2 separate regions of the Homo sapiens genome follow, and region 1 is linked to region 2. A link is an interaction called in ENCODE POLR2A ChIA-PET data of the cell type or tissue named here. Cell type or tissue: GM12878. All regions are shown on one strand. Each heading gives the region's core, and the rest is flanking DNA. Links, peaks and the distances in the headings are about the cores only.

Region 1 (11,287 bases), core at 1,675-9,674, 240 kb before region 2:
TTGAGGCTAGATCATTTCCAAGAGGTTTGTTTGGCTTTCTAGCAGACTCTTTGTTAAAAAGGACAGATCAAGAGTTTGTTTGTTTGTTGTTTGAGATGGAGTCTCGCTCTTGTTGCCCAGGCTGGAGTGCAATGGCGCGATCTTGGCTCACTGCAACCTCCGCCTCCCGGGTTCAAGCAATTCTCCTGCCTCAGTCTCTCTAGTAACTGGGATTACAGGCGCCCGCCACCACACCTGGCTAATTTTTGTATTTTTGTAGAAACAGGGTTTCACTATGTTGGCCCGGCTGGTCTCAAACTTCTGACCTCAAGTGAAACACCCGCCTCAGCCTCCCAAATTGCTGAGATTACAGGCATGAGCCACTGTGCCCAGCCAGATCAAAGCATTTAAATAAGTATTCTGAGGCCAGCATCAATACTCCTCTACATGGTGCCAGACTTTTTGGTTGGCAAAGCAGAATTTGAGGTGATTCATGACGTGCTGTCTCCTCACCTCTTGTCCTCATTTCCTCTGATCCCTTTCCCCCCCACTTTGCTTCTCCTGATGCTCTGGATTAATTGTCTTTATGTCATAAATCACAGCCAGCACCGCGTGTTTCTATGACTATGTTGAAATAAAATCCCTCTTTTCTCACCATCTGCCTAGCTTACCCTCATGTCTGAATCTCAGCAGGTTCTTGATGCCCTGACTTTCAGTGCTCAGAACAAACGCCAAGAGTTCATCTATTGTGAAGCTGAGAAAAGAAACTCTCCTGTTAACATAACTTATGAACTACAAGTTCAGATCCTCTATTTTTAGCCATATGGAATAATTTGGAAGGCTATAAATCACATAACTGTGTAAACCAAACCAAAACTACCTCCTTTTCACATTAAAAAGAATGTTATATTTATTCTGTTTTCTAAAATTGACAGACAAAACAGTTTGCTGTGGCTTCTTGACTTCACAGATGTGCCTTCCGGGTGCTTTCAGCATTGGTCTGAGTGTTAACAGTTCACAGTGGAAACTGATTAACACCATTAATAGTTTTCCAGTTCAACAGCCCTGTCCTATCTGAATTACTTTTAATATTTGTTTCTTCCATGTGCTCCTCATTCAGGCACCTGACTCCCTCTCAATTTCAAGTTCCCATTGTGTCTTTTGAGGGATCAAATAAATTAAAAGACTTTTTATTTGTTTTCCTGTAGAAATGTCTTTATGCTAAGTGACTGAAAATGTGTTTTCTATTCAAATTAGGGAAGGAAAAAAGATACAGCCTCTCCATATCAGTATTTTTAAAGTGAGCCATGTATTAACTGATTCAATAAGCCATTATTGGGTGTTTCGTTTGTTAAAAAAGCCATGCTGAGTGTCAGGGAAGGAACCAACAGAGATGAAAGTAATGAGAATATAAAATCTTTGTCTCTAAAGACCTGAGAACCTAGAAAGAGAGACAAATCTACATATATGAGCACCTATAATGTAAGCACATGTGAAAAATGTCTAGCTGGGCACTGTGGCTCATGCCTGTAATACCAGCACTTGACAGATCGCTTGAGCCCAGGAGTTTGCAACCACCCCTGGCAACATAGTGAGACCCCATCTCTACAAAATGTACAAAAATTAGCCGGGTGTGGTGGGATGCACCTGTGGTCCCAGCTACTCGAGAGGCTGAGGTGGGAGGATCGCTTGAGCCTCAGAGGTTAAGACTGCAGTGAGCCATGGTTGCACCACTGCACTCCAACCTGGGCAGCAGAGCGAGACCCTGTCTCAAAAAACAAACAAAACAAAACAAAACAATACAAAACAAAACAGCGATGTTGCTCAAAGCCTTCCCAGGTCCAATTGTCCTTGTACACTCTGTTCACAATGCAAACACTATCCATTGTGTTATCATTGGTTGCCTACTGTCTGTCTCCTTGGGAGGGCTATAAGAACTCTGAGGTCAGAAACCTTATCTCACATCTCTATGGTCTAAGCAGAGCCTGGTATTTGAAGGTGTTTATGAATAAATGACAGGAAGGGAGGGAGGAGAAAGAGAGAAAGAGAGGCTAACTTGGGAGTGAGCTGACCTTAGAGCTGCGAAATAGGTGGGGCCTGGTGGCTCACACCTGTAATCTCAGCATTTTGGGAGGCCTAGGCGGGAGGATTGCCTGAGGCCAGGAGCTTGAGACCAGGCTGGGCATAAAGTGAGACCCTTATCTCTACAAAAAAATAAGAAGAAGAAGAAGAAAAAAATGGTGCCTGTGCTCCAGGCATTCAGATCCTGTTGAGGGAGGTGAAATATAAGTCTCCAAACCTGGTAAGACTTCTGTTGAGTAAAAATGAAGTAGAAGACATTCAGGCTCAAGAGAAGCTACAAGGAGCAGAGTGGAGGCCGGTGTGGCAGGACTAATCTGAGAAGTAATTCGTGTATTTGCAGCTCCTACCAAGTCCAGGATAGAAACACTAAGAAATTTTGAGAGAGAGTTTAAGAAGCAGAAACACTCTGCAGTAGAAATGCCAGTGACTAAGCTGGTAAAAGTCCTGGTGGCAAAGCCATCTTCTCTTGTTCACTAACCCAACGTATTTAATTGTATGTACTGAGCCCTAATTCTGTGGAGGCTCTGTTCCAGGTTCTGAGGACCAGAAGAATGAGGATATATGAACTTCCTGCCTGTATGAGGCGCCTACTCCCATGGGCAAAGGCAATAATTAAGGAAACCAGGAAGATGATCCACACACAGGATGGGATAATTGACTGGGAAGCGAAGAACAGGGTGCTGTGATAGAAAGTGACCAGTTGGGCCGGGCGCGGTGGCTCACACCTGTGATTCCAGCACTTTGGAAGGCTGAGGTGGGTGGATCACTTGAGGTCAGGAGTTAAAGACCAGACTGGCCGATGTGGTGAAAGCCCGTCTCTACTAAAAGTACAAAAATTAGCCAGGCCTGGTGAGGTGTGCCTGTAATCCCAGCTACTCGGGAGGCTAAGGCAGGAGAATCGCTTGATCCCAGGAGGTGGAGGTTGCAGCGAGCGGAGATCGCGCCACTGCATTCCAGCCTGGGTGACAGAGCGAGACACCGCCTCAAAAGAAAAAAAAAAAGACTCAGTCTCAAAAAAAAAAAAAGTGACCAGTTGGGGCCGGGTGTGGTGGCTCACCTCTGTAATCCCAGTACTTTGGGAGGCCAAGGCTGGCGGATTACTTGAAGTCAGGAGTTTGAGAGCAGCGTGGCCAAAAGGGTGAAACCCTTGTCTCTACTAAGAATACAAAAAAATTAGCCAGGTATGGTGGTGGGTGCCTGTAATCCCAGCTACTTGGGAGGCTGAGGCAGGAGAACCGCTTGAACCCAGGAGTGGAGGTTGCAGTGAGCCGATATCATGCCACTGCACTCCAGCCTGGGCGACAGAGACTCCATTTCAAAAGAAAAGAAAAATGAGAAAAGCTGGGCACAGTGACCCCCTGTAATTCCAGCACTTTGGGAGGCAGGCAGATCACCTGCGGTCAAGCGTTTGAGACCAGCCTGGCCAACATGGCAAAACACTGTCTCTACTAAAAAATACAAAAATTAGCCGGGCATGGTGGCTCACGCCTGTAATCCCAGGTACTCAGGGGGCTGAGGCAGAGAATCACTTGAACCTGGGAGGCGGAGGTTGCAGTGAGCAGAGACCACGCCACTGCACTACAGTTTGGGCGACAAAGTGAGACCACATCTCAACAAATAAATTGATTAATTTTTTTAAAATGACGAGTTGGATAGAGTGGTCAGGGACAGCCTCTGTGAAGCCGAGCTGAGAAATGAGGAAAATGGCACAGCCAAACATTGAGGAAAATAACTCCAGCTAAAATAGTGGTCGCAGCTGGGAATTTGGCATGTAGAAGATATTTGGGGTTGTCACATCTTAGGGGAGGGGCTGCTACTGGCATCTAGTGGGTAGAGGCCAGTGATGCTGCTCAACATATTACAGTGCACAGGCCAGCCCCTCCACAACAAAGAATTATCTGGTCCCAAATGTCAATAGTGCCAAGGGTAAGAAACCCTGAGCAAGGGAAATGGACAACTGCAGAGACCCTGAAATGGGAGTTATGATAGCTGTTAAGTCTGAAAAACTGGAGGCAGGCTGATGTGGAGGGAACATTCTGAGGTCTGGGAGGAGTAGAAGGTGATGAGGGCGTTAGAGGTGCCGACCGAATCACTTGGGACCATGTTGGCTGTGGCAATGAGCCCACCTAATTGTGTTACTTTAGAGCAATTAAACTGGCTCCTATAGCTGCTACAATTTATAATTTTTAGGTGGATAAGGTATTTCCTTTAAAGACTTTAAAATAAACAAATCAGTTTATGGTCGCTATTCCCAGCTCTCTCTGCAATTCCAGTAGCAGACCAAAAAATGATTTCAGAACAATTTTCTTCTGAGAGCTTGAAGAAAAGAACTTCTAAACAATTGCCCCATTCATCCTATGGATCAACAAAAATTCCTGCAGTCAAGAGGGACCCAGGAAATGGAATCTTATTTAACCTTGTTTAATCCAATTCTCCAGCCTTCTGTCATACATCTTTATGGCTCTTTCGCCCACCCAAATTGCTAATGTGGAAAGAAAGACACCTTCATTACTAAGAACTCAGACATGATGGATGATGATGTAATGATTGATTTGCCATTGTTGGAAAATGGAGCTGTACATGTTAAAACCTCAGTAGAGAGAAGCAAGATTGAATGGAAACGTGGCTATTAATGTGATTGTGGAGAAATATGAAATAATGTAGCTTCAGAGGCTTCTGATGTACATACAAATGTATAGTTTTATAAACATACCAGTAAATATTTAGTTCTCTATCATGCATGGTACTCTTGTGCATCTACTATGTAGAAGGAAATGTGTATGGTATTGGAAGCTAAAAAGAAAAATAAGGCAGAATCCTCCATTTCAAAGAGTTTGTAGTTTATAGGTAAGATATCACATAGTCAACACAGTATAATATAATCCAGAATTAAAGAAATACAAAGTGGAAGCCAGAGACATCTATAGTTTCTGCCTGTCTAGTATGTCTTCTCTTTCTTGTAGTAGCAGCAACTTGATTTTTTCTTTGGGGAACCACTCTCCTTCATTCTCAGTCCAGGTGGACTGGATCAGTTTGACCCTCACTTATCCTCATGCCACCAGGACTGGGCACATATCCAGGCCCAGCCAACCAACTTATTCCATTCCTCTGGCCACAGGCTGGTGTATTCCAGGATTCCAGGGACACATGACCCATGTTGATCCAACAAGAGTCAGCCCCATCAAAGAGAAAGAAGGCCTATCTGAGAATAAATCTAGCCTAGAGTAAGAGAGACAAGAATTGCAGAGAGGATAACTCTTGCTGACATTGTTTAAGCTCCTGGATTTAACCATTCCTGAAGGCAGTGTCCTATTGAAAAAAAATTATTTTTAAGTTTACATACAGTAAAACTGACATTTCTTGGTGCACAGTTCCATGAGTTGTAGTACATACATATATTTGATTATAGTGGTGTACCTACCACTATAATTAAAATAAAGAACAACTCTATCACCTCAAAAATCTCCCTCCTATCAGGGGCAGTTGCTCACTCCTGTAATCCCAGTGCTTTGGGAGGTCTAGATGGGAGGATTGCTTGAGCCCAGGATTTCGAGACCAGCCTAGGCAACATAGTGAGACTTTTGTCCTCTACACACACACACACACACACACCACATACCACACAGAAGTCAGGCATGGTGTTGCACGCCTTTAATCCTAGCTACTTGGGAGACTGAGGCAGGATGATTGCTTGAGCCCCCGAACTTGGGGTTGCAGTGAGTTATGATCATGCCACTGCACTCCAGCCTAGGTGACAGAGCAAGATTCTGTCTCTTAAAAAACAAAAACAAAAAAACGCCCTTCTTCATGATGACTCTTTATGATCAAACCCTTTCTATACCCCTAACCACTAGCAACTACTGATCTGTTCTCTATCTCTATAGTTTTATCTTTTCCAGAATGTTACACAAATGGAAGCATATGAATGTAATTTTTTGAGACTGGCTTCTTTCACTTGGGATAATACCTTTGAAATTCATCCAAGTGTTGCATGTATGAGTCATTTATACCTTTTTTTTTTTTTTTGTACCTTTTTACTGAGACAAGGTCTCACTCTGTCACCCAGGCTGGAGTGACAGAATGAGACCTCCTGAGCCTGGGAGGTCAAGGCTGCATGGGAGGTCATGGCTCACTGCAGCCTTGACCTCCCTGGCTCAGGTGATCTTCCCATGTCAGCCTCCTGAGTAGCTGGGGCTACAGGTGCCCACCACAATGCCTGGATAATTTTTGTATTTTTTGTAGTCAGGGTATCACAATGTTGAACAGGCTGGTCTTGAACTTCTGGGCTCAAGCAATCCACTCACCTTGGCCTCCCAAAGTGCTAGGATTACAGGCATGAGCCACCGCACCCGTCCCATTTGTACCTTTGCATTGTTGATTAATAGTCCATTGTTTAAATGTACCACAGTCTATCCATTCTCTCTTTGAAGGGCATTTGGGTTGTTTCCAGTTTGGGGTGATTACAAAGAGAGCTGCTATAAATATTTGCATAGGGTTTTGTGTGAACATAGATTTTCATTTCTCTTGGGTAAATACCTAAAAACGGGATTGCTCAGTCATATGGTAAGTATATGTTTGACTTTATAGGAGCCTGCCAAAATGTTTACTAGAATGGCTACACCATATTATATTCCCACCGCAATTAATAAGATTTCCCTTTGTTGTGCATTCCAGCCAAAACTTGGTATTGCCATTCTTTTCTTAGGTATTGCCATTCTTTTCTTAATCTATTTTAATGGGTGTGTAATGATATCATACTGATTTTAACTTGCATTTCCATAATGGATTATGATATTGAGCAACTTTTTATGTGCATGTTTGTCATCCATATATTTTCTTTGGTAAAGTATCTGTTCCTATATTTTGCCCATTTTTGCTTGTTTCCTTACTGTGGATTTTTGAGAGTTCTTTATTATTATTTTTAGAGATGGGGTCTCACTCTGTCACCCAGGCTGGAGTGTCGTGAGTGATCACAGCTCACCACATCCTCGAACTACTGAGCTCGAGTGATCCTCTCACCTCTGCCTCCTGAGTAGCTAGGACTATAGCCACATGCCACCATGCCTGGCTAACTTTTCTTACTTTTTGTTTTGTAGAGACAAGGTCTTGCTATGTTGACCAGGCTGTTTCTGAACTCCTGGCTTCAAGCAATCCTCCTGCCTTGGCCTCACAAAATGATACAATTACAAATGTGAGCCACTGTGCATGGCCAATTTTTTTCTTTTTCCTTTTTTTTTTTTTTTTTTTAACCTTCCAGCCAATTATTTTTTATTCCAACAGTTTTTGAGGTACAGGTGTTTTTTTGTTACAAGGATGAGGTTTTTTTTTTTTTTTTTTTTTGAGACAGAGCCTCATTCTGTCGCCCAGGCTGGAGTGCAGTGGCACGATCTCAGCTCACTGCAACCTCCGCCTCCCAGGTTCAAGCAATTCTCTGCCTCAGCCTCCTGAGTAGCTGGGATTACAGGCGCCGCCACCACGCCCAGCTAATTTTTTTTGTATTTTTAGTAGAGACGGGGTTTCACCATCTTGACCAGGACGGTCTCAAACTCCTGACTTTGTGATCCACCCACCTCGGCCTCCCGAAGTGCTGGGATTATAGGCGTGAGCCACCGTGCCCGGCCTAGGATGAGTTCTTTAATGGTGAATTCTGAGATTTCAGTGCAGCTATCACCCGAGCAGTGTACACTGCACCCCATATATTTTCTTTTATCCCTCACCTAACCCCTAACCTCCCTCTGAGTCCCCACAGTCCATTATATTGCTTTGTATGTTTGTATGTCCTCATAGCTTAGCTCCTACTTATAAGTGAGAACATACGGTATTTGGTTTTCCATTTCTGAGATACTTCACTTGGAATAATGGCCTCCAGTTCCATCCAAGTTGCTGCAAAAGACGTTATTTCATTCATTTTTATGGCTGGGTAATATTCCATGGTGTATATATACCATATGTTCTTTATCTACGTCTTGGTCAGTGGGCACTTAGGTTGGCTCCATATCCTTGCAACTGCAAACAAATTGTGCTGCTACAAACATGCGTGTGCATGTGTCTTTTTCATATACTGACTTCTCTTCCTTTGGGTAGATACCCAGTAATGGGATTGCTGGATCAAATGATAGATTTACCTTTGTTTTTTTTTGTTTTGTTTTGTTTTTGTTTTTGTTTTTGTTTTTGTTTTTTGAGACGGAGTCTCGCTCTGTTGCCCAGGCTGGAGTGCAGTGGCGCATCTCGGCTCACTGCTAGCTCCACCTCCTGGGTTCATGCCATTCTCCTGCCTCAGCCTCTCGAGTAGCTGGGACTACGGGCACCTGCCACCACACCCGGCTAATTTTTTGTATTTTTAGTAGAGATGGGGTTTCACCATGTTAGCCAGGATGGTCTCGATCTCCTGACTTCGTGATCTGCCCGCCTCGGCCTCCCAAAGTGCTGGGATTACAGGTGTGAGCCACCACGCCCGGCCTACCTTTAGTTTTTAAAGGAATCTCTGTACTGTTTTCCATAGTGGTTGTACTAATTTACATTCCCACCAGCCGTGTAAATGTGTTCCTTTTTCACCATATCCATGCCACCATTTATGGTTTTTTGACTTTAATTATGGCTATTCTTGGCCGGGCGCTGTGTCTCACGCCTGTAATCCTAGCACTTTGGGAGGCCAAGGTGGGCGGGTTGCCTGAGCTCAGGAGTTTGAGACCAGCCTGGCCAACATGGTGAAACCCCATCTCTACTAAAAATACAAAAAATTATCCGGACATGGGGGCGTGTGCCTGTAGTCCCAGCTACTCGGGAGGCTGAGATAGGAGAATTGCTTGAACCTGGGGGGCAGAGGTTGCAGTGAGCTGAGATGGCGCCACTGCACTGCACTCCAGCCTGGGCGACAGAGTGAGACTCCAAAAATAATAATAATAAAATTTAAAAAAAATTAGCAATTATGGCCATTCTTGCAAGAGTAAGGTGGTATCTCATTGTGGTTTTACCCTGATGATTAGTTAAGCATTTTTTCACATGTTTCTTGGCTGTTTGTATATCTTCTGAGAAATATCTTTTCCTGTCCTTTGCCCACTTTTTCATGGGATTATTTGTTTTTTTCTTGCTGATTTGTTTAGGTTCCTTGTAGATTCTGGACACTAGTCCTTTGTCAGAAGCATAGTTTGCAAATATTTTCTTCCACTCTATGGGTTGTCTGTTTACTCTGCTGATTCTTTCTTTTGTTGTACAGAAGCTTTTTCGTTAGTTTAATTAGGTCTCATTCATTTATTTTTGGTTGCATTGCATTTGTTTGTTTTTTTGTTTTGTTTTGTTTGAGATGGAGTCTTGCTTTGTCACCCAGGCTGGAATGCAATGGTGCGATCTTGGCTCACTGCAACCTCTGCCTTCCGGGTTCAAGCGATTCTCCTGCCTCAGCCTCCTGAGTAGCTGGGATTACAGACGTGCGTCACCATGCCCAGCTAATTTTTGTACTTTTAGTAGAGACGGGGTTTCACCATGTTGGCTAGGCTGGTCTTGAACTCCTGACCTCGTATTCCACCTGCCTCGGCCTCCCAAAGTGTTAGGATTACAGGCGTGAGCCACCATGCCTGGCCTGTTTTTTGGGTTCTTAGTCATAAAGTCTTTGCCTAAGTCAATGTCCAGAAGAGTTTCTCCAATGTTATATTCTAGAATTTTTATGGTTTCAGGTCTTAGATTCAAGTCTTTAATCCATCTTAAGTTGATTTTTGTATAAGGTGAGAGATGGTGATCCAGTTTCATTCTTTTACACGTGGCTTGCCAGTTTTCATAGTACCATTTATTGAATAGGGTGTCCTTTCACCAATTTATGTTTTTGTATGCTTTGTGGAAGATCAGTTGGCTGTAAGTATTTGGCTTTATTTCTGCATTCCCTATTCTGTTCCATTAGTGTAAGTGCCTATTTTTATACCAGTACCATGCTGTTTTGGTAACTATAGCCTTGTAGCATAATTTGAAGTCCAGTAATGTAATACCTCCAGATTTGTTCTTTTTGCTTAGTATTGCTTTGGCTATGTGGGCTCTTTTTTGATTTCGTATTAATTTTAGGATTTTTTTCTAGTTCTGTGAAAAATGATGATGGTATTTTGATGGGAATTGCATTGAATCTGTAGACTGCTTTGAGCAGTATGGTCATTTTCACAATATTGATTCTTCCCATCCATGAGCATGGACTCTATTTCCATTTGTTTGTGTCATCTGTGATTTCTTTCAGCAGTGTTTTGTAGTTTCCCTTGTAGAGAACTTTCACCTCCTTGGTTAAATATATTCCTAGGTATTTTATTTTTACTTTTTTGCAGCTGTTGTAAAAAGGATTGAGTTCTTAATTTGATTCTCAACTTGGTCATTGTTGGTGTGTAGCAGTGCTACTGATTTGTGTGCATCGATTTTGTAATCTGAGGCTTGACTTTAGGAACCTTTTGGATGAGTCCTTAGAGTTTTCTACGTATATGATCATATCATCAGTGAACAGTGACAGTTTGACTTCCTCTTTTCCAATTTGGATTCCCTTTCTTTCTTTCTTTTGCCTGATTGCTCTGGCTAAGACTTCCAGTACTATGTTGAATAGAAGTGGTGAAAGTCGACATCCTTGTCTTGTCCCAGTTCTCAGGGGGAATGCTTTCAACTTTTCCCCATTCAGTATGTTGCCTATGGGTTTGTCAAATATGGCTTTTATTACTTTGAGGTAAGTCCCTTTTATGTCTATTTTGTTGAGGGTTTTTATCATAAAGGGATGCTGGATTTTATCAAATGCTTTTCCTGTTGTCTATTGAGATGATCATATGGTTTTTGTTTTTAATTCTGTTTATGTGATATATCACATTTGTTGATTTGCGTATATTAAACAACCCCTGCATCTCTGGGATGAAACCTGCTCAATCATAATGTATTATTTTTCGGATTTGCTGTTGGATTCAGTTAGCTAGAATTTTCTTGAGGATTTTTGCATCTATGTTCATCAGGGATATGGGTTTTCTTTTCTTTTTTTTTTTTAATGTCCTTTCCTCATCTTGGTATTAGGGTGATGAGTGGCTCCATAGAATGATTTAGGGAGAATTCCCTCTTTCTCTACCTTTTGAAATAGTTTCAGTATGATTGGCACTAATTCTTCTTTGAATATCTGATGGAATTCAGCTGTGAATCCATCTGTTCTTGGACTTTTTTTGTTGGCAATTTGTTTATTACCGATTCAATTTCATTGTTTGTTATTGCTCTGCTCAAA
Region 2 (11,038 bases), core at 1-8,000:
GCAAAACACAGTTTTGGTTTTTAACATATATCCTGAAAGGGGAAATAGTTGGTGATCTGGTATCCTTCTTTAAAAGCTCCTCATAACGTAGGCTAAAAGAATCGCTTATATTTTCCCCAAAGCTGAATCCTTTGTGTGCCAAAAAAAAAAGTTATTTAACCTAAGAAGCAAATATTAATATTTCGTTGAGTTGAAAGATGTGTCTGTTCTTCTCTCCGTCCTAACCCCAAATAAAGTGATTGATAAAGAAGGAATTATGGTGATGAATAATTCCTGATGGCCTTTTAATGTTCGTTTGTATTTCCTGTAAATGATTAAGGATAATTACTCTGGAAAGAATCCGGAAACAAGAGAAACTCCATAGCAGGAATTATTTAATTTATGCTGTTACTTCCTTTCCTGCCTTTTCCCTGAATGAATCTAAGGCAACTTTGGTAGCATCACATTGCCTCTGTTTGAAAAACTTTGCTATGCTTAGTTTTAGTGGATGGGTTATCTCATTGGCATCTGAAATGGTAAATATTCCGAGTGGTATCATTAGTTTCGCTTTTCAGTGATCTGTGAAGTAAAGAGCCCCTAAGTAATGCGGGACAGTACAGTTACTGAATCACCATAGTCCGCTTTATTAGGTCCTTCTGGGAAGCCCATAAATGCTTGATCACTGACCCCAGACCTTAATGTTCATTCCTTATTGGAAGCCTTTAATTTTGGTATGATGGACACAATTATATCACAGTGGTTCCTGTGGAGTTGTTAAAGTCAATCTGTTCTTAAAAACTTCTTAAAAGGCCGATTTATTGACTTGATGGGCTGTAAAACAGTTTCCGTTTATTACGGGAATTACCTTCTTAGGTAGACATTTGTGAACATGACGGCTTTAGTGATACCCCTCGTTACCCAGTGGAGTCCTGTTAAAATTCCTGAAATTAGGCCATTTATTCCCTCAAGGATATCGTCTCCAGTGGTGTCTTTTTTTCTTGAAGATGGCTCCCGCTATCTCAGACAAACTTGTGAGTTTGTCTGAGGAAAATAAAGGATTTGTAGCAGTATTCAAAATGTTCCCAGTTTGACAGTAGCTCCCAGTTAGAGAGGCTCCTGCTGCTTGTGTCTACCTGTCCTCAAAGGACACACGGCCAACTTCTTTCCTTTTCCCAGTTTAAAAGTGATTTACTCCCATGGTTGAGACTGGTTTTCAGCATCAACGTGTGCTGCATGGCGTCTTCTAAGTATCAAAGCAGAGATTCACTTTTCATTTCTGGGTATTTGGAAGATGATCAGGTGCCTAGGACTATTAGATGTATAATAAATATGTTTCACTTCTCAACCAGAGTACACAGGGTTACAGAGGGAACTAATTTTATTGAGTTATCAAAATATTAAAATTTGTGATTGGCAATGCGTGAACATTTTATTAACACATTACAAGATCTACTAGCACGTATAACAACTATCATAATATTAAAGTTGTCATGAATGCCTGTGACATTTTGAGATACCTGCAGCAACTGTAATGTGAGTGATTTCTCACAATGACAAATTCTCAAATATTGCTAATAGTACTGTGGATTTTCCTACATTGGTAAATTGAAGGAATTGCTAAATGCTGAATTCAGCAACCAGTTTGAGATTGTTGAAAATAAAGATTGTTTCTTTTTCAATGCAAGTTCACAGATCACTGGAGTTCTAGCTACAGTTTGTTCTAGACCAGAGGTTGCAGATATTTTTGTCCTATAAAGAGACACATGGTTAATATTTTTGGCTTTGTGAGTTGTATAGTTTTCGTTGTAGCTGTTCAGCTCTGCTACATGAAAGCAACCATAGACCATACCTTAACAAGTGGTCACTTTTGAGTACCAATAAAACTTTATTTAGAAATAACAGAGGGCTGGATTTGGTCCTAGTTTGCTGAACCCTTTTCTAGATGAAGGCTCCTCTTGCCAAGACTGGCTCCCTACCTTGGCTGACAAATTCTCACTTTGGGACTTAGTCATTGTTGCTGCTCTCTGTTATTTTGCATGTCTTTTCTCATGTTTAGGTGCTGTGTCTTAATACTTTTTTCTTACATTTAATTTAACAATCATTACTGAGCGCTGGTATGTCTAGTTTCTTTTCTCTTCTTTCCTCCTTTTCTTTTCTTTTTTTCTTTTTCTTTATTTGAAGGCTCTCACTCTGTCACCCACACTGGAATGCAGTAGCAGGATCTCAGCTCACTGTAGCCTTGATGTCTCGGGCTCAGGTGATCCTCCCATCTCAACCTCTTGAGTAGCAGGAACAATGAGTGCATGCCACAATGCCTGGCTCATTTTTTAAAATTTTTTGTAGAGACGGGGTCTCCCTGTGTTGCCCAGGCTGGTCTCAGACTCTTGGTCCTGATCTCAAGTGATCCTCCAGCCTCAGCCTCTCAAAGTGTTAGGATTACAGGCATGAGCTACTGTGCCTAGCCTCTAGTTTCTTATAATACAGAGATGATTAAGACATACTTCTTGCCCTTACAGAAATTCATACTAGTTGAATAGACCAACACACAGATGGGTAAGTGTAAATATAGTGTTATAATTGCTACAGTAGTGCAGCATAAAGTGTTGCTGGAACAATGAGGACAAAAATAACGTATTCCTCCCTCATGGGACTTTTCAGTACTTTGCATTCAGTACTTTATATGGATAGTGTTCCTTTCTTTCCATGACCTGATATATCTAAAGATCAATGTGTCTGTATTTAAGTAAGTATTTTATTTGAAAAGGATGAAGAGTTCTGAAACCCTAAGTGTTTGTATATGGTAATGGAAGTTTATTCACAGGTAATGATAACTTACTGCTTTGGAGGTACTTTGTTTCACGAGTTGATTGTTATTTGAGGCTTCTGTTGTAAGTGAGGTGAGATAAAAAATAATGCCTAAAACCTAGTCCTCTAATCTGGGGACAGTAAATTTTGTGCATGGAGTGAATTTCCATAACTGGCATATCCTGTCCTGGTTGAGATCTTGTGCATCACATGATTTAGTGCTTCATTTTCAGCAGCTGTTTCCTGGTACCATCAGGGTCGGCATGGCCGTGGGATTCAGCTGATGTGCTTATTCCAGTGGGTGGTTTCTCCCTGTGTTGCAGAGTTCACAGGCTGTACCTAGCTCAGTGGAGTAGACTGGTGTGATCACTTAGCCGTGTCTGTCATGGGCAGTGGAGTACAGAGGGTGGTTGCCCTCTCTCCATTTCACACTTGTACTGGAGGAACCCTGAGGCTAGATGGTTTTTCTGTTAATTTAGAAAATCTTTGTCCCCTAATGTTGCTGGACTTGCTGGGGTGGTGAACCATTCGAGTTGTTGCCTTCTCTTCTCCGTCTGTCCCTTCCTTAAGCACAGAGTACTTCGGGAACACCATCTTGTCTTCATCACTATCTTGGGCATCTATTTATTACAAACTTGGAATTGAACAAAAATGTTTTAGTCCAGTGGTTTGGATTAAAATCAAAGTTCATAACAAAACTCAGACCATGTTCTATTTTACTGAAAACATCAATAGTGAGTGTACTAGAGCTTTTGGAGTTAGAAAAAGAACCATGGAAAGCAGAGTTGCTGCTGATGTGTTTTGCTTCTTGGCTAAGTTTGTGTATAAGTTTATAGATGTATACTTTCCCTATGTATACACATGAGGAAGTACTAAAGCAGAACTTTATAGCTATTTACTTTACCCTTGGTTTCACAAATAGCTTCACTGAAACATTACAAGAGAAATTCTCAGTCTCAGAATCCCTTTCATTTCAGAAATTCTTTGACTTCTGTGATTTTTTTTTTTTTTTGGTTTGGTAATTTTTCCTGAAATTCAGTTATTCACTTTGTGATTTAATTATTTCATCTAGGAAAATATGTCGAATAAGTCATTCATCTCTGACATAGGTAGGTACAAGGATTGATTTGTTGATACTTTTTTGAATATCAATAAGATTAAAGTATATATAAAATCTGAGTTTTTGATCTGTTGTATGTTAGCAAGGATATTTGTAATTAAAATGAATTATCAGTCAGCACCTCCTTTTTCCTTTTACTGTGGTTAAGGTAAAGATGTCGGTTAACAGTTTAAAACAATAGTCTAATCAATGGTTGCCGTGTTGCTAAATTATTAATGAAACAGGGAAGAAGTATGGTATAATTTTTATTATTTGACTTGACTTCTGCACCTGTTTTTATGTATAATTGATCCTAAGCTATTAGAGCTGAAGCTTTGAGAATAGTTTTGAGAAGCAAGAAACTGTCCTTTCTTAGTGGGCTGGAAAAACAAAGTCAGCATTTATCTCAGGTATTTACAATGTATTGTTTCTTAGATTTGTCATTTAGGCTTACTCCCACAGAGTCTGGGAAATAAGTTTCTGTTGCAACGGTTTCTTGAGGCATGCTGTTCCAGCCTTTGAGTCAAACTTACCAAGTGACTTTAGGAACCAAAATGATTCTTTTACTTAGATAACCTGTTTGAGGCAAGAGTTGGGTACGTATTTGTAACTGTTTCAGATGCTGTATTTCTAATAAATTTATTTACTTACTTTTTTTGAGAGGGAGTCTTGCTCTGTTGCCCAGGCTGGAGTGCAGTGGTGCTATCTCGGGTAACTGCAACCTCTGCCTCCCAGGTTCAAGCGATTCTCCTGCCTCAGCCTCCTGAGTAGCTGGAATTACAGACATGTGCCACCACGCCTGGCTAATGTTTATATTTTCAGTAGAGATGGGGTTTCACCATGTTGGCCAGGCTGGTCTCAAACTCCTGACCTCAGGTGATCCGCCCATCTCGGCTTCCCAGAGTGCTGGGATTACAGGCATAAGCCATCAGGCCCGGCCTGTTTCTAATAAACTTATAATATTTATTCAATGACATCTATAAACTACAAGTGTCTGTGCTAGTTCGGATGTTGTTTAAGGTCCTTTCTTGCCTTCAGAGGTATCGTTTATTAGTGAATTTATTTTTATCTCACTTTTTAGATTTTGTTAATGATGTGCAGAGTTTTAAGAGAAATGGAAGGCAGAAAAGTACATGTTTAATGCATCTTCCTGTAGAATCTTTAGTTCTAGACACTGGAATGCCTCACTTGTTAGAGCTCCCCTTTTTGCTTGGGTTGCTGTGACCTCAGAGTGTAGGAGTTTTTAGGGGAGCACGGAAGATGAGAGATCTGTAATCTTGTAGTTGGTGTAGTGTCACCAAAGGGGACTCTGGCAGGCACATGACTTTATGTCTTTACTTCTTTCTTGAGGCGGGGAGTTGGGGGTGGGGGAAGGACCAGTTCTTATTCTGTCACCCAGGCTGAGTGCAGTGGTGCCATCACAACTCACTGCAGCCTTGACCTCCTGGGCTTAAGTGATCCTCCCACCTCAGCTCCACAGGCACCCACCCCCGTCACCCCTCCGTAGCTGGGACTGCAGGTGTGCGCCACCATGCCCAGCTAATATTTTTAAGTTTTTTGTAGAGATAGGGACTCACTATGTTGTCCAGGCTGGTGTCAAAACTCCTGGGCTCAAGCAGTTTTCCCTCCTTGGCCTCCTAAATGGCTTTACTTCTCCGTTGAGCCTACACTTAGTGGGCCCACGTTGGGCTATGCCACATTCTTCTCAGTTCTTGGCCCATTCCACCAATGAATTCAGGAATTTGGGTTCATATCTCAGGTGTGCTATGTCACATTTTTCTTAGTTCTGTTTCCCATGGAAAACATAACTTTTTTGTGGGTTTTCTTTCTTTCTTTCTTTCTTTCTTTCTTTCTTTCTTTCTTTCTTTCTTTCTTTCTTTCTTTCTTTCTTTCTTTCTTTGAGATGGAGTCTCGCTCGATTGCCAGGCTGGAGTGCAGTGGCGTGATCTCGGCTCACTGCAACCTCCGCCTCCTGGGTTCAAGCGATTCCCTTGCCTCAGCCTCCCAAGTAACTAGGACTACAGGCACGTGCCACCACGCCTGGCTAACTTTTTGTATTTCAGTGGAGTTGGGGTTTCACCATGTTGGCCAGGATGATCTTGATCTCCTGTCCTCATGATCTGGCCACTTCGGCCTTCCAAAGTGCTGGGATTACAGGCATGAGCCTGTAAATAGAAAGGCTTTGAGAGTGGCACAAGAAATATAAGATAGGAAATATAAACAAGTGGAGGAAAGGTCTCCAAGGTTCAGTGAATGATTGTGAATATTGGATGCATGTCAGGATTTGTCTCTTTATTGGTCCAGCCTGTCGCTTCCTGTCTGTCCCTGCTTCTCACAGTTCTACTATGGCTGTCTGTCACCGTGACCAGAATGGGAGTGGACCACTTACCCAGCCCAGTCTCTTTCACTTGAATGGATATGTCACCTGGGCTTGTGGTGTACCTAGCCAAAGTGGTGGTTTCAAGACTGGTTATGTGTCTCAAAGCAAGGCTAATGAGCATCTTTTCTGAGTTTGCTAGTCCCCTCCCAAACAGAATTTATCTTCTTTTGGATGTGTTTCTCATCCAAAGAAGAATATGCTGCATTTTTGGCTTTGTGATGGCAACTTCCTGGCCTAGAAGGTAGAAAGAGAACCAGAGCTATGATGATACCTGAACCAGCTGTATCTGGAGCTTTGTACCTTAAACTTTTTAATTATTTGAGTCAATTCCTTATTTTATTTATTTGACTTACATTTATGTTCTTTTCTATCAAAAAATAAGCAATACAATGGGGAAAGGGACACAAAAAGCTATTGATAAAAAAATAATAATAACAAGCTATTCTTACCAGCCAAGACCTTAACTTGCAAATTGGCAGAAGTCCAGTCCAGTACAGCTTTCTGGATGCTGTCTACTTGTTGTTGTTTTTTTTCTGGCCACTGTCTCCACCCCTTGCCAGTTTCCTTGAGCTAAAAGGACCAAAGTTAATTCCAAGTTTGGCTAGGTGGTGAAAATGACACTGTGAGAATCATCTGTTCTCTGTTTCTCCCTGCCATACAGAAATAAACATCTTTTTGATTATTAAATTAGAACTAGCCTGAAGTTCTTCCATGGCATGTTGAAGTTGTTTCCACCAAACACCTTGTTGGAGCAAAGTGATTTTGCTGTAGAGGAAGTGACATCCCTGGAAGTTAATGTCACAGATTTTGGAGTATCTGCTTAGTGTTGGAGAAAGGCGAACTTTTCTGTTTCGTTTGCCCAACTGCCTTGACTTGAGCACAGAAGGCCATTTTGCATGAATGCTTTTATCTAAATTCTGTCTTTCCCATTACTTTCCTTGTTTTCCACCCCCATCTCCATTTTACTTTAAAAAAAAATCAGAATAGAATTTGTATAATTATTATGGACTTGTGTGTGGGGGGTATCTTTTTCTTAAGGATGTGTTAGAATTACTATTATTTAAAAAATTCTTCTTGTCTTTATTTTTCTATTGCCATCTGTTCATTTAAATATTCTCAGATTGTTTATGGTTTTGGTTTTCCCTCCATATATTTTCTGGCATTTGGCTCTCCTTTTCTGACACAATAGGTCAGGCTTTCAAAAATCTGGTCCCTATGTAATTTGACTTTTTCAGTAGTCAACATACCGCCCATGCCTTCCGAAGTCTTTCATCTCTTAGGTCTTTGAGCAGATGTTAACTGTTTAAATATTTTGTTGTTTTGGTGTAAAGAAAATTGAAATATAAGACGTCAGTGATAGCATGCTTTGCTTACACCAGAGCAGATTGCTGCTTACAAGTTGAATATGCAAACATCTTTAAAACATGGAACATTCCCTTATGCATTTTAACCATAATCTACAGGTTGTGTATTCTGAAAAATGAGTAAATTCATCAGGTTATAATGAAGATTTTCGTTTGAAAGCTGGTGTTTTTATTCCCTGAATTGGTCTTCAACTTTGGGAACTTACCTGTGGATAGAGTCGGTCTCCCACCTGAGAATGAGAAAGGAATTTAGGTGTGTTTTATACTCTATAACTTCTGGTTCATATTATATTGATGATGGTATTTGGACTTATTTAGTCATAATATGAGTGGTTAAAATAAATGAATACTAAGTTGGTGGTGGTGTAGAGTCAACTAGGAAAGTGACCTCACTGTTACTAGTAGTAGCAACAGAAGCAGCAGTATCAATGATCAGCGTTCATTGCATACTTAATATATTCCTGACACAGTGTCAAGTGTCTCATTTAATCCTCCTGCCAGCCTTATCTGTTAATCCCTTTTAGTATCCCATTTTACAGATGAGGGAACTGAGGCTTAGAATAAGTAGCTTTTCTAAGGTCATACAACTAATAAGTAGTGGGGCTGGGATTTCAGTCATGGTGATCTGAGTCTATTGCTCATGTGCTTGACCACTGTATTGCATTTCTTCATTGTGGTATAGGGCTTAAGAGCACAGGCTGGTGAAGGTCAAGAAGTAGTAACCTCACTAAATCTTACTTTTTTAATCTGTAAAAAGTAGGCGGGAATAGGCCGGGCATGATGGCTCACACCTATAATCCCAGCACTTTGGGAGGCTGAGGCGGGCGGATCATCTGAGGTCAGTTCAAGACCAGCCTGACAAACATGGTGAAACCCCATCTCTACTAAAAATACAAAAATTAGCCGGGCATGGTGGTAGGTACCTGTAATCCCAGCTATTGAGGAGGCCGAGACAGGAGAATCACTTGAATCTGGGAAGCAGAGGTTGCAGTGAGCCGAGATCGTGCCACTGCACTCCAGCCTGGGTGACAGAGCAAGACTCCGTCTCAAAAAAAAAAAAAAAAAAAAAAAAAAAAGTGGGAATAGTATCTACCTTCACAGTGTTGAGAGATTAAATGAGAAAATATAGATGCCTGGTTGGCATAAGTGCTTAGTATATACCGGCTATTTTTATTATTTTTAAGGCTATTGATTACTAGTACTTTAGAACTTTGTATATACTGTGTCTCCCCACCCCCATTACAAAGTGGCCTTTGCATAGTAAAAGTTCGTATGGCTTTGAGTGTAATCATATCTTTGGGTGGATAGTGCATCACTACCTTTGCCTTACATGATATATTAAATAATTGAACAGCAGCAGATACCTCTTTAACTTTATTCAGATTTTGTCCTTGGCCTGTTCCCCACCAGCCAAAGCAGGGAGAAATTTGTAGCTCAGGCCCTCAAGTTGAAAGTGGGCATTAATATTAGCAAATTCCCTTTAATAATCATCCCATTAAATTTGATGACCAGAGGGGACGTCCTCATAGCTTATAACAGAAAATAGTGTCTCTAGGAGTCAAGGGAGCTTTTCCCAAATGTTATCTATTGAGCAAGATTAAAGAGACAGATCACCCAGGAGGCTGATGGTAGGTGGTGTTAATCCATTAGTCCACACGCAGATAACTCGTTAGGTTTCCTGAGCATCCCCCTTAATCTTGGCTGCAGAGATAGAAAAGGAGATTGTAGAAACTTGCCCTGCAGCAAAGATTATTGATATGTTTTCCTCTTACATGACTCAAAACCAAAAAGGAATGTAATAAATAACGGCTGTGACTCCTGGAGTGATTAAAGAGCACTCAGGAGCCAGGAGAGCTGATAGCTGCCAGCTCCAGAGCCTGAGTGGGCAGAACTTGGTTCCTTGAGACAGCAGCTGCCTAGGAAGGACAAAGTCTGCATGACGCTCTGTGGTGCTTTGTGTGCAAGTTGACCATTGTGGCAAGGTCATAGGATAGCATGGTGGGGAGGGGGTTGCCCCTTTGTGTTTGTTGCCCGCACCTTTGCCCTTGTGTGCAGGATTCTCTCTGCTTCCTTTTGTGGATGAATCCTTCTGACTTTTTAGGTCATAGATTTTGTGTTGATTCTTAAGTGTGGCCTCTACAGAGGTCGTTTGCCCCTTAATATGTTTATATTGTTGCTGTTAACTTTATTGTTTTTGTCTGTCTTACCAGACACAAGGCAAGATTTTGTTTCTCTCTTCACTCTCTTTTCTGGCTTAACCCAAGACCTGGTGGTGGCACATACTAACCACTCCAAAATTTTTAGAGGCTGAATGCCAGCTGTTGGCTTAATCCATATGTTTTCATGAAACCATTGTGTTCATCTGTTTTCTCCCGGGTGAAGGGTTAGTTGTTGGATTCAGCTTTATATATTTGGAAATAAGAAATCAAGTGAGGGACTGTAGGAAAACGTAGAGCAGCTCCTGGTTTTGCGAGGTTGTTAGAGGCCAGCCGGCACAGAAATGTTCGTATTCTTCCCAGGAGCTAAGATATTCATCATGAGCTCTTTGAGCCAGGTTTCCATCATCTGTGAAATACAGAAATGATGCTTACTGTGTTCTAGCTCCCCTTAAGGATTAAACCATTTAACAGATCTCACTGATGCAGAAATTTCTTCTTCACATTTTAATATCTCTGAAATCGGAATATACTTTTCATTGAATAATGTTTGAAAATTGTTGGATTTTTTTCCCCCATATTTGAACATCACTGAGATTGGGCTGAGTCTTAAAATCATTGGTGTCTGACTTCATGAAATAAGGTAATTATGGGAGCCGCATTGGTCTTAGGTGTATACTAAATGTTAGTAACCTTTTTCCGTAATAACTAAGAAAAAAATGTTGATACAAACATCACTATGTGAAAGGAAGGCTCACAGGTGTGAGAAGAACAGGGAGGCTGGGTTCTTTCAGGTTTGGTGTTGTCACTAGCCTGGAGTCATTTATCTCCACACCCCCCCCCACCCCCCCACCTCCCGCCTTCCTTTGTAAATCAAGATTTTTGGTTTTTCAGGTATGAAACTAGGTTTTCCATCTAGTGCCACTGATTACCAGTAGCTCATGAGAGCTCTGTGCTTGAGTAGAGTTGTAAAGCCAAGTCCTGAGTTTGTATGCTGGTGTTAGATCATGCTGACTGCCCGGAGTGTGGTGTGGAGAAGGAGACTTGACAGTGCCCTCAGTTTCCCCTCCTGGGTTACCTGATCCTCAACTCTAATTTTTAATGTCAAAAAGAAGGAAAGATGAAGGAGGGACGAAAAGAGTGGGAGAGAAGGAGAAAAAAATGAAAAAAACAAGAAGGATGAGGATGAAATTTTTAAAAAACCAGGTCAATGGACTATTCTTCCCAGCATAAAATTAAAGAAGGCAGAGAGATA

What was found. Peaks named below come from ENCODE experiments on the same cell type or tissue, not always from the same donor. Only the 100,000 strongest peaks of a DNase experiment are listed, where the experiment ranks them.
Region 1: POLR2A ChIA-PET joins it to region 2 with 9 read pairs; 2 of 35 experiments call an interaction of 5 or more read pairs at or near these places.

What each region holds. Positions count from the first base shown.
Region 1 is chr3:61,541,311-61,552,597 of GRCh38, forward strand. No RefSeq gene overlaps it. Among named protein-coding and RNA genes, the nearest start is that of PTPRG, 15 kb to the right of the region's middle. In GM12878, for the core only: no CTCF peak of the experiment used is centred there; a DNase peak (open chromatin) is centred at 6,489.
Region 2 is chr3:61,786,965-61,798,002 of GRCh38, forward strand. All of the region lies in intron 2 of PTPRG (protein tyrosine phosphatase receptor type G), which reads left to right. Among named protein-coding and RNA genes, the nearest start is that of PTPRG, 230 kb to the left of the region's middle. In GM12878, for the core only: no CTCF peak of the experiment used is centred there; no DNase peak of the experiment used is centred there; H3K27me3 peaks cover 166 bases.